Linked DNA regions of Homo sapiens: regions 1 and 3 are each linked to region 2. A link is a contact called in ENCODE Hi-C or POLR2A ChIA-PET data. All regions are on one chromosome and are shown on one strand. The core of a region is the stretch at or near the end of the contact, and the rest is flanking DNA. Distances in the headings are between cores, read along the strand shown.

Region 1 (4,619 bases), core at 1,111-3,610, 530 kb before region 2:
ATGCCATTTCTTTCTTTCTTTTTCTTTTCTTTTTTTTTTTTTTTGAGACGGAGTCTCACTCTGTCGCCCAGGCTGGAGTGCAGTGGCGCAATCTTGGCTCACTGCAACCTATGCCTCCCAGGTTCAAGCGATTCTCCTGTCTCAGCCTCCCAAGTAGCTGGGATTACAAGTACCTGCCACAGTGCCTGTCTAAATTTTGGATTTTTAATAGAGACGGGGTTTCACCATCTTGGTCCGGCTGGTCTCGAACTCCTGACCACATGATCCACCCACCTTGGCCTCCCAAAGTGCTGGGATTACAGGCATGAGCCATTTCACTGAAATGTCCAGGACAGGCCAAGCCACAGAGACAAGAAGGGGATGCGTGGGCACCAGGGCTGGGAGAGGAGACAGGGAGTGGTGGCTGATGGGGATGGGGTTTCTTTTAGGGGGGATGAAATGTTCTGGAATTAGGCCAGGCTCGGCGGCTCACATCTGTAATCCCAGCACTTTGGAAGGCTGAGGCAAGAGAATCACTTAAGGTCAAGAGTTCGAGACCAGCCTGGCCAACATGGTGAAACTCCATCTCTACTGAAAATACAAAAAATTAGCCGGGTGTGGTGGCATGTGCCTATGATCCCAGCTACTTGGGAGGCTGAGCCATGAGAATTGCTTGAACCAGGAAGGTGGAGGTTGCAGTGAGCCGAGATTGCGCCACTGCACTCCAGCCTGGGGGTAAAAAAAAAAAAAAAGAAAGGTTCTGGAATTAGATAGAGGTGAATGTACTTAGTGCACTTTGACTTGGACACTTAAAAATGGCTAAAATGATGCATTGTACATCATGCACATTTTACTACAAATTAAAAGCTCATTAAGTCAAATGCGAGGTGCATCAGCCTGTGGTAAGGCAGGCGGCTGGTGGGGAACTAGCTAGGGTGGGGAGGGAGGCTATTTTACACCCAGGGCTCAGAGAAAGCCTGACCGAGATGGTGGCATTTTACAGACCTCAAGATGAGACTGGATAAGAGGAAGGAACTTGTTAAAATCTGCAAAGCTCCGAGAACAGCGCCTGGCAACCGCCCCGTGACTGTTGGCTTCTCCGATGGGGATGATGTTTCATCACCTCCCTGAGGGCCACGATGTTCCCGGCACTGGGAACAGCCCGTGCAAAGGCCTCCGGGTAGAAATGCACTTGGCAAGTTGCAGGCCAGCAGGGTTGGAGTGGAAAGAGCCAGGGAGCCTGGTAGGTTTGGAGGTGGGACAGGCTCTTGGCTTTTGGGTGGCGGTGGGAGCAGTTCCTCTCCCGGCCCCCAGGGGGCAGCACGGACTGCAGGGAGCTCAGGGCTGTGTCCAGTTCTGCAGACCCAAACCCCCGCCAGTCCCCCTGTTACAATCTTTCTTTTTTAGAGACAGAATTTTGCTCTGTTGCCCAGGCTCGAGTGCAGCGGTGCAATCATAGCTCACTGCAGCCTCGAACTCCTGGGCTGAAGTGATGCTCCTGCCTCAGCCTCCCAAGTAGCTGGGACTACAGGCACGCATCACCACCCTTGGCTAATTTTTGTATTATTATTATTACTTTTTGTAGAGATAGGGTCTTGCTATGTTACCCAGGCTGGTCTCAAACTCCTGGGCTCAGGCGATCCTCCCACCTCAGCCTCCCAAGTAGCTGGGATTACAGGCATGCACCTCCGTGTTTGGCTAGTGTGTGTGTGTGTGTGTGTGTGTGTGTGTGTGTGTGTGTGTATATATTTTTTTTTTTTTTTTTGGGGTAGAGATAGGGTCTTGCTATATTACCCAGGCTGGTCTTGAACTCCTGGGGCTAGTGTGTGTGTGTGTGTGTGTGTGTGTGTGTGTGTGTGTATATTTTTTTTTTGGGTAGAGATAGGGTCTTGCTATATTACCCAGGCTGGTCTTGAACTCCTGGGCTCAAGCGATCCTCCCGCTTCAGCCTCCCAAAGTGCTGGGATTGCAGGCGTGAGCCACCGCACCCGGCCCCCTGTTACAGTCATTTGCTGAGTGAAGGCAATGAACCAACCCTGCCCCGCGCTGGGAGGTTCAGGGCCACGCATTCTGAAGAGGACAGAGCGGTGGCCCCCGAGTGTCCAGGAGAAGTGGCCAGAGCCGTTTCCTGCTGACCCAGCTGGCCAGCTGGTGTCAGCACGCCCCCTCCGCCTCCCCCGACCGGGGTTTCCTGTTTGTGCAGCGCCTGCTCAGCTCCATCTCTGGGGGACTCCCTGGCGAGCTGGGAGGACGTGATTTCCTCTACCAGACGCCCAAGCTCCCCAGGGGACCAGGCCAAGCGCCGCTGCCCCCACCTCCCTCCAACATCTGGCTTGGAGAGAGGCGTCTGGGGATCACAGGAGGCCGCGGAGGACCCGGGTCACAGACGGAGGAGTCACCGGGGGCCAGTGAGGAGTGGCCTCAGGCCTGTGAACCTCCGAGAACCTTCCAGCCTCCCTGTGCATGCCTGTTCCGGTCCTTCCAAGAAGGACGCCTCACCCACTCGCTTTCTCTTCCTTCCTTCTTTTCCTTTCCTTTTTTTTTTTTGAGACAGTCTCACTCTATCCCCCAGGCTGGAGTGCAGTGGCGTGATCTCGGCTCACTGCAACCTCCGCCTCCTCCTGGGTTCAAGCAATTCTCCTGCGTCAGCCTCCCGTGTCCTCCTAGTACAGATGGGGTTTCGCCATGTTGGCCAGGCTGGTCTTGAACTCCTGACCTCAGGTCATCCACCTGACTCGGCCTCCCAAAGTACTGGGATTACAGGTGTAAGCCACTGCGCCCTGGCCCCTTCCTTCTTTTTCTTTTCTTTTCTTTTTTTTTTTTTTGAGACGGAGTTTTTACTCTTGTTGCCCAGGCTAGAGTGCAATGGCGCGATCTCAGCTCACTGCAACCTCTGTCTCCCGGGTTCAAGCAATTCTCCTGCCTCAGCCTCTCGGGTAGCTGGGATTACAGGCATGTGCCTCCACGCCTGGCTAATTTTTGTATATTCAGTAGAGACAGGGTTTCTCCATGTTGATCAGGCTAGTCTCAAACTCCTGACCTCAGGTGATCCACCCACCTCAGTCCCCCAAAGTGCTGGGATTACAGGCGTAAGCCCCCGCACCCGGCCCTTCTTTTTCTCTCTCTCTTTCTTTTCTTTCTTTCTTTCCTTCTTTCTTCTTCTTCTTTTTTTTTTTTTTTTTTGACAGAGTCTCGCTGTGTCGCCCAGGGTGCACAATCTCGGCTCACCACAACCTCTGCCTCCTGGGTTCAAGCGATTCTCCTGCCTCAGCCTCCCGACTAGCTGGGATTATAGGTGTGTGCCAACATGCCCGACTAATTTTTGTATTTTTAGTAGAGACGGTTTCACCATGTTGGTCAGGCTGGTCTCGAACTCCTGACCTCAGGTGATCCACCTGCCTTGGCCTCCCAAAGTGCTGGGATTACAGGCGTGAGCCACCGCACTTGGCCCCTTCCTTCTTTTTCATCTCTCCTCCTTCCTCTCCCCATATATCCTCTCTTGTCTTCTTCTCTCTGCTTCATCCCTCCCTCTCTCCTTCTTTTCTTTCTACAAGTATTTATTGAGCACCCACTCTGCATCAGGCCCCATTCTAAGCCCTGAGGGCACAACAGAGATGTAGACAGACAAAGCCTCTGCCCTGGAGGAGGTGACATTCCACTGGGGAGATGAGCAGACACCCGTGCAGTCACTAAACAACTAAGCAAATCCATAGGCAATCACTAACTTCCTCTGAAGGAAAGAAAACAGAGGGCTGAGACTGAGGGTAGCCAGGCTGGGCGCGGTGGCTCATGCCTGTAATCCCAGCACTTTGGGAGGCCGAGGCGGGTGCATCACAGGGTCAGGAGATCGAGACCATCCTGGCTACCACGGTGAAACCCCATCTCTACTAAAAGTACAAAAAATTACCCGGGTGTGGTGGTGGGCGCCTGTAGTCCCAGCTACTCGGGAGGCTGAGGCAGGAGAATGGCGTGAACCTAGGAGGCGGGGATGGCAGTGAGCCGAGATTGCGCCATTGCACTCTAGCCTGGGCGACAGAGCCTGACTCTGTCTCAAAAAAAAAAAAAAAAAAAGATTGAGGGTAGCCAGAGGCTGCTTATGCTGAAGGGGTTTAGGGTAGACCTCTCTGAGAAGGGGGCATTTGAGCTGAGACCAGGGGAGATCTGGAGAGAACAAGCGAGCAGTTAGTTGGCTGTTTAGACAGAGGTAACAGAATGTGCAGCGGCCCTGAGGCAGGACTGGGTCTGGTGCACTGGAGGAACGGCGAGGAGGTCTGTGTGGCTGGGAGTGGACGACGGGGAGAGAGGGAGGAGGGGAGGACAGGGCAGGGATGGGACAGGTTGTGCAGGGCCTTGTGGGCCACAGGGAGGACCTGGGCTTTTACCCCAAGAGAGGTGGGAGCCGTGGATGGCTGTGCGCAGAGGAGGGACGGGCCCTGACTTGGGGGCTCACAGGTGTCCTCTGGCCATAGTGAGAAGGACAAATGGTGGGGGCCAAGGGCAGGAGCTGGGGGCTAGGATGGAAGTGACTGCTCTGGTCTAAGTGAGGTTAATTTTCCCACTTCCTATCCCTACAACATAGAATTACACTGTCCTACCCATCTATTAGACGCCCCATGAGGGCTGGGTGTGGTGGCTCACAC
Region 2 (4,799 bases), core at 1,059-3,558:
AAAAAGAAAAACAACACTTAAAGCATAAACTAAACCCACTGCTTAGAAACGGCTCCAAGACAGCACAGGTGCAACCTCAGAAAGGCTAAAACGCCCACAAGCACATCTCCAGGACAATCGTCTTTCCCATGCTCAGCAGCCTCAATCAGCATGAACAGTTCCCGCTGCGGCTGTTCTACGAGGCAGGAGGACTGAGCAAGTGGAGGCTGCCCAGCCAGACCCCGCTGCACCCTCAGCGGCCTCCAGTGCAGGCTCAACTGTGGGCTCAGCTGGAGTCACCGGTCTTGGGGCTCACCTCCCTGCTCCAGGTGCTACACTTTAAATGCCACAAAGACCCTCATCCCGTAGAGTGAGAATGCAGCAGAATCAGTGCTTTCCACCCCTTGTGTAAGTGGGGGAAGGGAGTTCCAAGGCAGTCTTTATGACTTTACATGGCCAGAAACTGCTTTTCCCAGTCAGCAAACAGATGATGGATCAGTGAAGCAATACTCCTGGTGACAAACTGGAAACTAACCAGAATGGAACACGCCTCAGTTTTACAGGTTTTTGCAGAATTTGCATTAATCTCATGTCTAGCTGAACTGAAATGGAACACGATCACACACTGTCGCAAACTCTGCACCTTGTATGGAAGAATAACTATTATTTTTTGTCTGATTGCTTTGGCATTTGAAAAACTACTATTTTTATGAACATTTTAATCCATCTCTAGCTGCTATAAGATGTGGAACTGCGCACACTTTCTCTACAATTCTGGTGGGAGACAGAATATTCCTGAGAGACTTCCTTAGGCCATGCTTAGCCTGTACCCCACGATAAACAGGTGTTATCCTGACGGACCAGAAGGCAGAAAACACACTTGAACATTTTCCTATTGTCACTAAGGAGAAGAAAAAAGCCAAACAGGAGAACAGTACAGTACATTTACTGACACCGGCTGCCCGAATAAAGCTTTCACAGCATTAGTGATACCCTGCAACAAAACCCCCAGGGCAGCTAACTCCCACCGCTGAGGTCGTCCCCCAAACTGCCTCTGACCCCCAGGCCGTCCCTTGCCATCCCCCCAAGCTGTCCCCTGTAAGGTTCTCTGAGCTGGCCGCACCATGGTCAAGCCCCCCGCCCTTGTGATAATGTACTTTGTGATATTCCCCCGCCCTTGTGAATGTACTTTGTACGATACGTCCTCCTCGCCCTTGTGAATGTACCCCGCCCTTGTGACAATACACGCTCGCGCCCTTGTGAAGGTACTTTGTAATATTCCTCCCAGCCCTTGTGACAATACATCCCCCAAGCCCTTGTGAATGTACTTTGAAACATCGTCGCCGCCCTTGAGAATGTACTTTGTAACACCCACCAACTGTCCTCAAAAAAACTGCTCCTAACTCCGATGCCTGTCCCAAACCTATAAGGACTAATGATTGCCGGGCGCGGTGGCTCACGCCTGTAATCCCAGCACTTTGGGAGGCCGAGGCGGGCGGATCACAAGGTCAAGAGATCGAGACCATTCTGGCCAACATGGTGAAACCCTGTCTCTACTAAAAACAAAAATTAGCCGGGCGTGAGGGCGGGCGCCTGTAATCTCAGCTACTCCGGAGGCTGAGGCAGGAGAATCGCTTGAACCCGGGAGGCGGAAGTTGCAGTGAGCCGAGATCACGCCACTGCACTCCAGCCTGGCGACAGAGCGGGACTCCGTCCCAAAAATAAAAAAAATAAAAAAATAAAACCAATAATAATCCCATCACCCTTTGCTGAGTCCTTTCTCAGACTCAGCCCACTTGCACCCAAGTGAGTAAACAGCCTTGTGGCTCACACTAAGCCTGCTCAGGTGACCTCTTATACGGACACGCGTAACATCCCCAACCTGCTGACCGTCCCTTGCCGTCCCCCCAAACTGGTCCCTGACCCCTGACCGCCCCTACCGTCCCCCCAAACTACCTCCAGCCCCCCTCCTGCCCAGGCCTCCCCCTAAGTTACCCCCAAGCTCCTTGCCGCCCCTTCCGTCCCCCCAAACTGCCCCCAGTCCTCCAGCCCGGCCGCTGTGATGGCGTCCCCGGGTCCCAGGTGCTAGTCCTGCGCCGCCCCGCGCGTCCCTCAGCCAATCCCGGCCGCAGACTTCGGCGGACTCTGGTTCCAGCCGGTTCCCGTCGCTCCGACCGTCCCCTGGCTCTGCTCCTGCCTCGCACTCACCATGTCTCCCCTGCTCCTGGGCTCTCCAAGGCGAGCTCTCCGTGGCCTCGCGGCCGGCGCAGCTGAAAGGTACAGGTACTCCCGGGCCGCTCGTGGTAGGCAGGGCACGCGCGGCAGGGAGGACGAAACGTCCCGCCCTCGGGGCCTCGGAGCTCAGGAAGCGGCGCCCTGATTGGACAATCTCTAAGCCCCCGCCCTTTCAACGCTCTGAGCGGACAGCGTTTTGGACACGCCCCCTTCACCCCTGGGGCCTTCGATTGGACACTACTGCAAACCTGCAATCCGCTTCCCGGTGTCCGCCCCGTGCCTTGATTGGACAGTTTTCCGGACCCGCCCCCGGAGCACCTGATTGGAAGATAACTTCCGCGCCGCCCCGCCTCCTGTCGCCCGAGTGACCGGCGCGTAGCCAACGCTAGTGGCTGACCCGCCAGCGGTGGACACTCCCGTTTGCGCGAACTCGCTCTGGCCCGGGGTGAGCCCAACCTCTCCCCGCAGCTCGGCCGCGCCTCCCGCGTCCTTCTCCCGAACGGGCACGAGAAGTCCAGACTCAGTTTCCCCACGGAGCAGCCGGAGTGCTGCGTGGAGGGGAGGGGCGAGCGAGCGGCGTGGGTCGCGTGGGGTGAGCCCTTCGTGGGGCGGGGTCCTCAGCCGTGACGTCACCGCGCTGCCCCGCGTGGGCGCGGACCCCATGGAGGCCCTGCCCCGTGCTGGAGCACGTGCTGTCAGTGTCCTGATTTTTTTTTTTTTTTTTTTTTTTTTTTTTGAGGTGGAGTCTCGCTCTGTCGCCCAGGCTGGAGTGCAGTGGCGCCATCTCGGCTCACTGCAAGCTCCGCCTCCCGGGTTCAGGCCATTCTCCTACCTCAGCCTCCCGAGTAGCTGGGACACAGGCACCCGCCACCACGCCGGCTAATTTTTTTGTATTTTTAGTAGAGACGAGGTTTCACCGTGTTAGCCAGGATGGTCTCGATCTCCTGACCTCGTGATCGGCCCGCCTCGGCCTCCCAAAGTGCTGGGATTACAGGCGTGAGCCACCGCGCACGGCCAGTGTCCTGATTTTTTTACCCAAACGTTTCCCAGCCTCCTGTCCTTCCCACAGGCCCCTGCACTTTGGCTCGCCCCCGACATCTGAGCCTGCACTAAAATAAGGACCAAACCTCGAGTCACCTGATCCCGAAAATGGGCGGACCCCAGGGAGCCCCTATCCTGTCTGGCCTCGCTGGATTTGTTTTTTTGTTGGACATTGTTTTTTGTTTTATTTATTTTTTTATTTTGAGACGGAGTCTCACACTGTCGCCCCGGCTGGAGTGCAGTGGCGTGATCTCGGCTCACTGCAACCTCCGCCTTCAGGGTTAAAGCGATTCTCCTGCCTCAGCCTCCCGAGTAGCTGAGATTACAGGCGCCTGCCACCACGTCCGGCTAATTTTTGTATTTTTAGTAGAGACGGGGGTTTCACTATGTTGGCCAAGCTGGTCTTGAACTCCTGACCTCGTGATCCGCCTGCCTCGGCCTCCCAAAGTGCTGGAATTAGAGGCGTGAGCTACCGCGCCCGGCGGACATTCTTTAGATCAAGAAATCCGGGGCCGGGCATGGTGGCCCAAGCCTGTAATCTCAGCACTTTGGGAGGCCGAGGCGGGTGGATCACGAGGTCAGGAGATCGAGACCATCCTGGCTAACACGGTGAAACCATCTCTACTAAAAATACAAAAAAATTAGCCAGGCGTGGTGGCGGGCACCTGTAGTCCCAGCTACTCGGGAGGCTGAGGCAGGGGAATGGCTGAACCCGGGAGACGGAGCTTGCAGTGAGCCGAGATGGCGCCACTGCACTCCAGCCTGGGCAACAGACGGAGACTCCGTCTCAAAAAAAAAAAAAAAAAACAAAATCCAGGCCAGGCGTGGTGGCTCACACCTATAATCCCAGCACTTTGGGAAGCTGAGGTGGGTGGATCACCTGAGGTCAGGAGTTCAAGACCAGCCTGGCCAACATGGCGAAACCCTGTCTCTACTAAAATACAAAAATTAGCTGGGCCTGGTGGCGCGTGCCTGTAATCCCAGCTACTCAGGAGGCTGAGGCAGGAGAATCGCTTGAACCTGGGAGGCGGAGGTTGCAGTGAGCTGAGATCCTGCCACTGCACTCCAGCCTGGGCAAAAGAATGAGATACTGTCTGAAAAAAAAAATTAAATTTAATTTAAAAATAAAATTAAATAAATAAATTTGGGATAAACCAGTTAACTGTCTCTCAATCTCTCTCTCTTGTTTTTTTTGTGTTTTTTTTTTTTTGAGACAACGTCTTGCTCTGTTGTCCAGGGTAGAATGCAGTGACAAGATCATAGCTCGGCCGGGTGCAGTGGCTCACGCCTGTAATCCCAGCACTTTGGGAGGCCGAGGCGGGTGGATCACGAGGTCAAGAGATCGAGACCATCCTGGCCAACATGGTGAAACCCTGTCTCTACTAAAAATACAAAAATTAGCTGGGCATGGTGGCGAGCGCCTGTAGTCCCAGCTATTCGGGAAGCTGAGGCAGGAGAATGGCTTGAACTAGGGAGGTGGAGGTTGCAGTGAGTTAAGATCGTGCCATTGCACTCCAGCCCTGGTGAAAGAGTGAGACTCCATC
Region 3 (4,473 bases), core at 1,924-4,423, 580 kb before region 2:
TAAGAATTAAAAAGATGAATGAATGAAGAGAGTGAGCCGGCCATGAGGAAATCTGGGCAGGGCGTTCCTGGGAGAAGGAAGCGCAGGTGCGGAGGCCCCGAGGTGGGGACGGCTGGGCAGAGTCGTGGCTGGAGCTGAGCAGGTAGGTTGCGGGTGGGCGGAAGTGATTTACAATGTGATTAACCCAGGCAGATGGTGGCCGTGGGGCAGCCGCCCAATCCTCTTAGCTCAAAGCCCCTTAATACTTCCGCTGTGTGGGTCACCTCCGGGCCTCCCCTGTGCCGGGCGGACACCATGCCGGGGCTGGCGGCCGAGGGGGAGGCCGAGGGCTGGAGCCCGTCCCCGCCGCTGTACGAGGAGTACCGGCCGCCGCCCCTGGACAGCATCCGCCTGCCCAGGTACGTGCTGTACCTGCTGCTGGCCGCGCTGGTGGTGGTGGCCGTCGCCTACGCCATCGTCGGGCACCTCATCAAAGACCTCGCCCACGACCTGGCCGGTGAGCTGCCCCCACCGAAACCCAGCTGGGGCCGATGCTGGGTCACCCTGGGTGGGTGGTCAGGGGATCCTAGTGCTTCTCCTAGCTGAGGAGGGGACAGAGGAGGGTGGCCGGGGCCGGGGAGTTGCCTCACCAGCTCCCTTGCCGCAGACTGGGCGTTTGGCCCGAAGCCAGACCAGGAGGCCGCACCCCGGGAGCTGCGCCCCAGCCTGACCGGCGAGGACTTGGAGGGGCTGGACCTGCAGCTGGCCCTGGCCTGGCAGGGCGAGGAGGACGCCGGCGGGGGTGGGGAGGGAGCCCCCTCTGAACCCCCGCCTCCCCCGGAGCCCCGCCGCCCCTCCATTGCCTTCAAGGACCCCCCATCCCGAAGCTCCTTCTGGAAGCTGATGGCAACTTGAATCCTGAATCCGGGTTCCGGACGCTTTGGCGGTCGTGTAGACAGAACTTACGCGCGCCGGAGCCCTTTCTGCAAACCCTGAGCTGCCCGGTCGCAGCGGACGGCTTTCTCCTTCCCAGCCGGCAGGTTCCGGGGGTTGGACGCTGGCGACTTTCACATACGCAGAGCCTGCCCGGCTCAGCCTCAGCCAAGCCGTCAGCAAACTGTGAATTAGAAACACTAGGGCGATTTAAAACGTTGTAATATTATCGGCCAACCTTACCGAGTGCTTAGCGTGTACCTGCTGCTGTGCAGAGCAGGCTTTTTCTATGCAGTATCTCATTTAATCCTCCGAGGTAGGACTGATCGCCCCCACTTAACAGATGGGGAAACCGAGGCACGCAGTGATGAAGTGGCTTCGCCAAGGTCTCAGAGCACAGAGTGCTTTTCTCAGAAAAAGCCCAGACAACTGACTGACTTTGGAGGGCAGGATCTCCAAGGCGGGTCCTGCCCCCACCCCCTCTGCTGGGCTCCCCTACCTCCAAATCTTCTCCAGCCCCCGCCTCGGCTGCTGGGTTTGCTTGTCTCTGGGGGGTGGTCCTGACTTCCTAATCAGATCGAGAGCTCCCAGACAGCACCAAGGCCTCCTTCTCTTCCAAGCCCTGCACAAGACGGGATACACAGTCAGAGTTTAATAGATGCCTGCCTGGCTGGTTCAAGCAGACCTGTGGCCATCCTGGGGCTGGGATGTGTGAGCCCCATCCTGCTGAGTGGCCGGTCTGCTCAGCGGTCATCCGCAGACCTCCGGAAGAGAGGAAGTGACAGCGACTCAGCAGGCGCTCCATAAACACCTGTGCGATGACGCCGGGCCTTCCTACCACTCGTCTGGGCCATGGCTGCTCCCGTGTCAGCTGGGGCGGGGTCCCCCTTCGCCCGGGCAGGGCCCACTATCTAATCAGCCGAGGGACCAAGGTTGAGGACAGGAGAGCCTGGAGCCTGAGTCATCAACGCTCCCGGGCATCCCCACGTGAGAGCGTCCCGGTTTGCAGGTGGACCACGGGCATGTGGCCTCTGCACACCTTCCCTGTCCCTGTGTGCTCCCATGGCTGCTTGTGGGTCCTCAGGGGCCAAGAGCCTGGGCGAGGCAGGATAAGCTGGGGGCGAGGCAGACCCGGCTTCAAATCCCAGGTCAGACCTGCTGCGTGACCTTGACTTTCCTGGGCACAATGAGACCGGCACCATTTCACGGGGTGTTAAGAAAAGGAAATGCGATCTGTGAAATTGCCGAGCACGGAGCCTCATGTGTACTCTGAGAGCACAAAAGGTGACTCTCAAATTTGCTTTGAGAGACAAGGTCTTGTTCTGTTGCCCAGGCTGGAGTGCGGTGGTGCATGCAGTGGTGCAGTCGTAGCTCGCTGCAGCCTCGAACTCCTGGGCTCAAGCGATCCTCTCACCTCAGTCTCTTTGAGTAGCTGAGACTACAGGTGCAGGCCACCATGCTCAGCTAAGTTTTACATTTTTTATTTTAGAGACGGGAGGAGGTTGGTCTGGAACTCCTGGCCTCAAGCGATTCTCCCGCCTTAGCCTCCCAGAGTGCTGGGATTACAGGCGTGAGACACTGTACCCAGCCTTGGTAACTCTTTGTATTTCTAATTTTTTTTATTTCCTTTGAGACAGGGTCTTCCTCTGTCACCCAGGCTGGAGTGCGGTGGTGCGGCCATAACTGGCTGCAGCCTCAAACTCCTGGGCTCAAGTGATCCTCCCACTTCAGCACACCCTAGTAGCTGGGCCTGCAGGTGCCCGCCGCGCCTGGCTAATTTTTCTATTTTTGTAGAGGTAGGGCTTGACTAAGTTGCCCAGGTTAGGCTCAAGGATCTGCCCGCGTTGGCCTCTCAATGTAGTGGGATTACAGGTGTGAGGCACTGGGTGGGCGCACCCTTCTTAAGATATTCCAGTTGTATTTGTGAGTTCCCCCTGTGTCCAGAGTGGCACGGGGCCTGGGCCGGGACGGGAGGTCGCAGCCATCTCAGCTCAGCCCCTGCAGCAGGGATCACAAAGGGGTGGCCCTGAGGCTGATGGTCCCCAGGGCAGGGTGCAGGGAGGAGGGACTCCCTCAGTTAATTGTTACACAGGTCCAGAGTCTGGCCTCCCGGAGGGAGAGCGATGGGGCAGGAGCTGGCAGGGGAGGGGCAGGATGCCCAATCAGGTGGTGCCAGGGGCGGGCCCCGCTCCCAGGTCTCAGGCATCCCCCGCCCGGGGACCGCCTGTGCCTTATCACGGGGAGGCAGGGCCTCGCCCACACCAAACCTGTGGACGCCGACCCGGGACCGCCGCTGGCTGGCTGCTGGCTCACTCGACCGTCATGGAGACCCTGGGGGCCCTTCTGGTGCTGGAGTTTCTGCTCCTCTCCCCGGTGGAGGCCCAGCAGGGTAGGTGCAGGGGGGCGGGAGGGGGCGTCGCGGGATAGGGGAGTTGGTCAGGTGATCACCATCTCCCAATTTTCCATGGCGAGAAAAAGGAGAGGGGGCAGGAAGAAAAGGAAGAGTGGCTTGGAGGCCCTTCTCAACCCCCGCAGTACCGCCCGGCCTCCCTCTCGCTGGGCTCTGCCCTCCTCTGTAAGGGACCCCCCACCGCCCACCCGAGCCTTTCCCCTCTCCAGCCCTTCTGAGCACACCTGGCTGAACCCCCCGCCTTGAGCTCGGCCCCACTCTGAGCTCGGGCCTCCTTTACAAGCCCCTCCCCATCTGAGTCCCCGCCTCTTTTGTGAACCGCTCCTTCTCACTCCTCCTCCTTTATAAACCCCTCCCCGAGCCCCTCCTCCTCTGTAAGCCCCTCCCCTCTGGGCTCCTCCTTCTTTATAAGCCCCTCCCCCTGAGCCTCTGCCTCCTCTATAAGCCCCTCTCCCTCTGAGCCCCCTAGTTCACAAGCCTCTCCCCATCCGAGCCCCTTCCTCCTTTGTAAGCACCTCCTTCTCACTCTCCCTCCTTTATAAACCCCTCCCCGAGTCCCTCCTCCTCTGTAAGCCCCTCCCCTCTGAGCTCCTCCTTCTTTATAAGCCCCTCCCCCTGAGCCTCTGCCTCCTCTACAAGCCCCTCCCACTCTGAGCCCCCTAGTTCACAAGCCCCTCCCCATCTGAGCCTCTTCCTCCTCTGTAAGCCCCTCCTTCTCACTCATCCTTTATAGACCCCTCCCTGAGCCCCTCGTCTGTTGTAAGCCCCTCCCCTCTGAGCTCCTCCTTCTTTATAAGCCCCTCCTCCTGAGCCTCTGCCGCCTTTATAAGCCCCTCCCACTCTGAGACCCTCTCCCCTTATAAGCACCTCCCCTCTGAGCTCCTCCTTTATAAGCCCCTCCCTCTAAGCCTCTGCCTCCTTTTATAAGCTCCCCCCAACAGCTCCTCTGTTGTAAGCCCCAACCCCCCAGACTCTTCTTTATAAGCCCTCCCCATCTGAGCCACCTCCTCCTTCATAAGCCCCTCCCCTGAGCTTGTTCTCCTTTATAAACCCCACCCCTGAGCCACTCCTTTGTCATAAGCCCCGCCCTTCTGAGGTCCGCCTTTATAAGCCCCTCCCCCTGAGCCTCTGCCTGCATTATAAGCCCCGCC

What was found. Hi-C counts contacts between places; a loop is a spot of excess contacts on that map. ChIA-PET counts read pairs that join two places held with the same protein, here RNA polymerase II (POLR2A). Pooled maps may share reads with other maps.
Region 1: a pooled map shows a loop between it and region 2 (3-fold over the local background). The contact joins the enhancer-like site here to the promoter of ZNF57 in region 2. A Hi-C loop is called at or near these places in 7 of 50 pooled maps. POLR2A ChIA-PET finds 5 or more read pairs at or near these places in 2 of 52 experiments (CD8-positive, alpha-beta memory T cell and activated T-cell).
Region 3: a pooled map shows a loop between it and region 2 (2.5-fold over the local background). The contact joins the promoter of SMIM24 here to the promoter of ZNF57 in region 2. A Hi-C loop is called at or near these places in 1 of 50 pooled maps. POLR2A ChIA-PET finds 5 or more read pairs at or near these places in 3 of 52 experiments (HEK293, HepG2 and activated CD8-positive, alpha-beta memory T cell).

The regions. Positions count from the first base shown.
Region 1 is chr19:3,426,357-3,430,975 of GRCh38, reverse strand. All of the region lies in intron 3 of NFIC (nuclear factor I C), which reads right to left. Among named protein-coding and RNA genes, the nearest start is that of SMIM24, 52 kb to the left of the region's middle. Within about 2 kb of position 2,360, at least 31 of the 41 ENCODE cell types and tissues checked have a DNase peak (open chromatin) inside an H3K27ac peak, as active enhancers do.
Region 2 is chr19:2,898,437-2,903,235 of GRCh38, reverse strand. ZNF57 (zinc finger protein 57) reads right to left here and starts at 2,308. Exons shown (of 4, transcript NM_173480.3): 1 at 2,188-2,308. The coding sequence starts at 2,190. RefSeq lists enhancers at 2,111-2,260, 2,120-2,691 and a silencer at 2,871-2,920.
Region 3 is chr19:3,479,225-3,483,697 of GRCh38, reverse strand. It overlaps SMIM24 (small integral membrane protein 24), which reads left to right and starts at 3,173. Exons shown (of 4, transcript NM_001136503.2): 1 at 3,173-3,301. The coding sequence starts at 3,235. It overlaps SMIM44 (small integral membrane protein 44), which reads left to right and starts at 257. Exons shown (of 2, transcript NM_001395954.1): 1 at 257-496; 2 at 647-1,588. The coding sequence starts at 295. The coding sequence ends at 894. It overlaps LOC105372246 (a long non-coding RNA gene), which reads right to left and starts at 720. Exons shown (of 5, transcript XR_936264.2): 1 at 412-720. RefSeq lists an enhancer at 1-479.